Regions from separate parts of the Homo sapiens genome. Here region 1 is linked to region 2. The links are chromatin loops, found by intact Hi-C in ENCODE. Cell type or tissue: Caco-2. All regions are shown on one strand.

Evidence for each region. Peaks named below come from ENCODE experiments on the same cell type or tissue, not always from the same donor. Only the 100,000 strongest peaks of a DNase experiment are listed, where the experiment ranks them.
Region 1: a loop joins it to region 2, with 5 times the contacts of the local background. A loop is called at or near these places in 7 of 110 quality-filtered maps.

The regions. Positions count from the first base shown.
Region 1 is chr1:183,158,702-183,161,201 of GRCh38, reverse strand. No RefSeq gene overlaps it. Among named protein-coding and RNA genes, the nearest start is that of LAMC1-AS1, 19 kb to the right of the region's middle. RefSeq lists an enhancer at 1,587-2,088. In Caco-2, no CTCF peak of the experiment used is centred here; a DNase peak (open chromatin) is centred at 1,051; H3K4me3 peaks cover 194 bases.
Region 2 is chr1:183,226,914-183,229,413 of GRCh38, reverse strand. It overlaps LAMC2 (laminin subunit gamma 2), which reads right to left. Exons shown (of 23, transcript NM_005562.3): 9 at 2,498-2,500; 10 at 1,717-1,899; 11 at 795-1,040. Among named protein-coding and RNA genes, the nearest start is that of LAMC2, 42 kb to the right of the region's middle. RefSeq lists a silencer at 688-893. In Caco-2, a CTCF peak has its summit at 1,266; DNase peaks (open chromatin) are centred at 483, 1,243 and 1,723.

The DNA.
Region 1 (2,500 bases), 68 kb after region 2:
ATTTTGGGGGGCCAAGGTGGGCCGATCACGAGGTCAGGAGATCGAGACCATCCTGGCTAACACGGTGAAACCCCGTCTCTACTAAAAATACAAAAATTAGCCAGGCATGGTGGCGGGTTCCTGTAGTCCCAGCTACTCAGGAGGCTGAGGCAGGAGAATCACTTGAACCTGGGAGACAGAGGTTGCAGTCGGCTGGGATTGCGCCACTGCACTCCAGCCTGAGCGACAGAGCAAGACTCAGTCTCAAAAAAAAAAAAAAAAAAAAAAAAGAGTTTAGATCTTTCAACTCAATGAAATAGCATTGTTTTGGTTGTTGTTGCTGTTTTGTTTTGTTTTCATAAAAATAAAGCTAGCACCAAGTCCTGGCTGAAAAGTCGAGGTCTATGTTCTTGCTGTTCAGTTTGTGTTCTGTTTGGAGCAGGCTCGGGTCTGAGGGCAACCCCAAAACTACCATTTCTGATATGCAATGTGATGCGGGTGGAGGCAGATGGAATTCTCTTTTAAGAAGTGATCTTGGCCAGGCGCCGTGGCTCACGCCTGCAATCCCAGCACTTTGGGAGGCCCAGATGGGCGGATCATGGGGTCAGGAGATCGAGAGCATCCTGGCTAACACGGTGAAACCCCGTCTCTACTAAAAACACACAAAAAAATTAGCTGGGCGCGGTGGCGGGCGCCTGTAGTCCCAGCTACTCGGGAGGCTGAGGCAGGAGAAAGGCGTGAACCCGGGAGGCGGAGTTTGCAGTGAGCCGAGATCGTGCCACTGCACTCCAGCTTGGGCGACCGAGCGAGACTCCGCCTCAAAAAAAAAAAAGAAGTGATCTTTAAGAATTGAGCTTTGCCTCTTCCATTTTTGAGACTAAAAGGCTTAACTAAAAAGATACTGAAGGCTCCACCCAGTCAAGCCATTCATAGTTGCCCGGTGAACACATGCTTCAGGCGCTCTTTCTTCCTTTGGCAAAAGTCTGATTCTGTAGCCTCTGGCCATGTTCTGGAGGCGGGACACTCCCACTGGGAGCCACACCCGCCTTCATCATGCAGTGAGCACACCAAACAGGTTTGCCTGGCTAGACGGTGGCTGAGGTGTCTGCGGCAGAGGGAAGTACAGTCATGCACACGCCCAGTGACGGAGCCACTGATGGACACCTCCACATGAAGGAAGCAATTGCTCTGCTCTCCCCTGGCTTAAAATAAACAGAGTAACTGCACAAAGGTGGATTTCCTGTGCGAGGAGAGCAGGGCTCAGGGACCCCTTCCCAGCCCTGTGCTTGCTTTTGAAATCCTATATTCTTTTTTTTTTTTTAAAGAGGACTCCCAAATTGTACAAGCTTCAGGCCCCACAAAAACTTTGTTTGCCATGACTATACTAAATTTTGTATATTGTTTCATATACTTACCCATTTATGTGAAGTACTTTATAAGGTAGTGTTGTTCCCATTTACAGGAAACACAGGCAAGATTGAGAGATTTAACCTGAGATCACACACCTAAATTGTCCATGAACGGTGGCTGCCACTCAGTAGGGCCTAAGGTTTACTTGAACTTGTTTTGATGTCTTTTGGTATATTTACTGGTTGTCTGATTTCAAATGCATCTCCCACATTAAAAGACTTGGCTCGCTTTTATTTTATGTTCATGGAACCATGCAGAACAAACGTGCCAAGTCCTAGCAGTAGAGAGTAATGATGAACCCCAGGAAGCCCAGCCCATTCCACCATCTCTCAGCCTGTTCACATCTATGAAGAGAAATTGCCATTTAGGCCTGTAATCCCGGCTGCCTGGGAGACTGAAGCAGGAGAATCACTGGAACCCAGGAGGCAGAGGCTGCAGTGAGCCGAGATCGGGCCACTGCACTCCAACCTGGGTGACAGAGGGAGACTCCATCTCAAAAAAAAAAAAAAAAAAATTGCCATTTAGAAAATCGTGTGAAAAGTAGAGAAACTGATGGGGAACTAAAATACTTATGTTAAGTTTTTAAAAATCAGTATCAGTCGTATCAGTCTCCACCTAGTTTTTCAGAAGGCTTTTGTCTTCCATAGATGGAACATCTTGATTAATTAACCAAGTCAATGTTTATACAATGCTTAGAGTATCTCAGTTTCTTAAGAAACTCAGAGAAGAGTTAACATTCATTGTTTCTAACTCTGTGATGAGCACAGACACATTCTGAACTTCTCTCTTCCTAATTCAAAGAGGTTGCAACCTGTTTCCTAGCAAGGGCAGCTGAAAGTAAAGATAATGTCTGGTTGAGTTCAACATGCAGACACATAGGATATACAAATGGTGAAAGCTAACACCAGGGGGAAAATTGTTAAGAACCAGTACACTAGTTACTAGATATATTAGATGTGATGAATCACTTAGGTGAGGGGCTTATTAAACCCAGACTGTTCTGAATCCTTCCACCCCTACTGTCTGATTCAGTCGGTCTAGGGTGGGGTTTGACAATGCATTTCTAAGAGGTTCCCGGGCAAGACAGATGTTGCTGGGCCCAGAGCTTCAC
Region 2 (2,500 bases):
CCACCCACCTCAGCTTCCCAAAGTGCTGGGACTGCAGGTGTGAGCCACCATTCCCGGCCCCATTCTGGACTTTATAAACAAAGTTAGGGTAAACAAACTCCTGAGTTCTGGGCACCAAGGTCAGCCTGGGACTGAGGGGTGAGTCTGTGGGGCAGGCCAGCTCCTCTAGAACTGAACTTGCCTCTAAAATATAACATGTGCAAAGATTTGAAAGAAACGCTGGGCAAGAGGACCAGTCTGCACATTCATGCTTTGATCTGCAGCAGGCCTCAGGAATGCTCCACTATAGCTGCTGCTTTGAAGCTGTCTTGTTAGGAGAACTGTTGACTGTTACCTTTCTACACATCAATTACGCTGACTTCCTGAGAGAGTCTCTTAAACTATTTTACAGCCCACTCCCCTTCCCACTTGAGTTTGCTTAGGCTTACTCTCAAGTCATTTATTACTCTCCTACAACAGGTTTGGCAGCCACTTCCCTGCCTCCCTGCCTTGGGATTGGGCATAGGATGTGGCCCCGTGTTACATCCTTTTCCGCGTAGGAATGTAAACCTGACCTTTTTCACTTCTCCCACCCAGCTTTAACCCAGCTCTGTCTTCCAGAGCCTGGCTACAGGGTAAACCTGTCTTAAGGCCTTTGACAGAGGAAGAAAGGCCCAGGGTGCTCACAGGCCAGTTTGGTCAGAGAATCAAAGTAACATCATGATATGAACTGCCATTGTCCCTGCTTAGATGGCAAGCAAGTGCATACGTACACAGGCACGCACAGACACAGCCTGCCTGGGGTGGAGTCCTACCTCGACACTTGTCTGCTGGGTTGGGAGCCAATGGGTCCCCGAAGTAGCCTGCTTTGCACTGGTCGCAGTAGATGCCGGCTGTGTTGTGGATACACTTCAAACACCTGCCTGTCAGCCGGTCACAATTCCCAGAGGCACTGGGGTCCACATTGTTGTTGCATTGACAGGGCTGACAAGGCCTCACTGGGCCATGTTCACCAAAGGGGTCCCCAAAGTAGCCATCAGCACAGAGCTCACAGCGGGCACCTGGGAAGGAACAAATGACCAAGCCTAGGTCGACATCCATCAGGAGGAAGACCAGACGCAGAGGCCTAAAGTTGCGAGTCACCCTCTAGAAGAGCCAGAGAAATGTGCTTCCCTAGGGACCCCAGAACAAAGCCCTCAGGAGCAGGCATGCAAGGCAGGGCTGGCCCTCTCTCTCCATGCCCACTGCAGGTTGCAGAACACAGTAGCGCCACTAGGAGGCTTAACTAGCTGGCTGGGAAAAAGCAGGCAGCTCCACAGAAGTAGTAAGGTTTTGAGCAATACCCCCAAAACTGCTGCTGAAGAATCCATTCTTCTTTCAGATTGACCAGCAGAAGGATGTGACATTTAAGAAGTCACTAAGTTTTCCCTCGTTATCTTAGTTCATTAAGAAACAAACCATGTGCTTGGTCTGAAAATGTCATCTTCTAATGACAAACCTCTCAAAACAGCTTTAGGTGTTTTCTCCCATAATTGCACTCTGCTCTTGCTTAATCCACTTCACCTCTTGGGCATTGCAATATCTTATCTTTAAGATATTATCTTTAGAGTGAGCACATTTGGGTGAACCCGAAGTCATTATAATTTCCTAGGAATTCCTCGGAATGGAAGCTATTTGCACACATTCATGGCATCAGGACAGGAAGAGGCAGGTGGCAGAGCAGACCCATGGCCTTACCGGTGACCCCGGGAGGGCAGTTATTGCACACCACCTCCTCCGTCTCCGGCATCACTGAGCAGCTGAACCCGTTATGACAGGGACATGGCTTGCAGCTGCGGGGGTCGTGCGGATCGTTGTAGAAACCAATTGGGCAGTCAGCACACTCAATGTCAGGATTCTCATCCCCTGAATAACAATCTCCTGGGGGTAGGAGAAGAGTGGAGGGGCAGAGAAGTGAGCAGGGTCAGACAATACATTTCCTTCAACATGGGTCAGAGTGTAGAATGTCAAAGCCTTCCTTTCTGAAGCCTTCCCCAAAGTGCCTGAGCACTGGCATTCACCCCTCCCATAGAACCAAATCTAAACATGGCCAAGACCCTGAATCTCACCCTCACTCCCCTATGCAAAGTAGACACTCACTTCTTTTACTATCCATAACTTAACACTGTTCCCCATGTTCTCTGTGGCCTGACACCATTTGTCGGCACATTCATTTAGACCCGGACTTGTCTTTGATCTCCCCACACAATTCTTGGAACTCGACACCAACTCTTCTACCCAGCACTGAACCATGACGACCATTTCCTGTAACCTGGCACCTTTCTCACAACTTTGTGGCATTTCCACAGTGAAGAGGATTGAGTGTAATAAGGCACCATGTCCATCTTCCCTGACTCCAGCTCTGCTCTCCTTAATCCTTTCCCACCTCTGATGTGAGTTCAGCCATGGTCTTTCTTACACAGCTCTCTCTCTTCCACATGACACCCCAGCCACCTGGTCCAGGTGTCATTTCACTCACCTG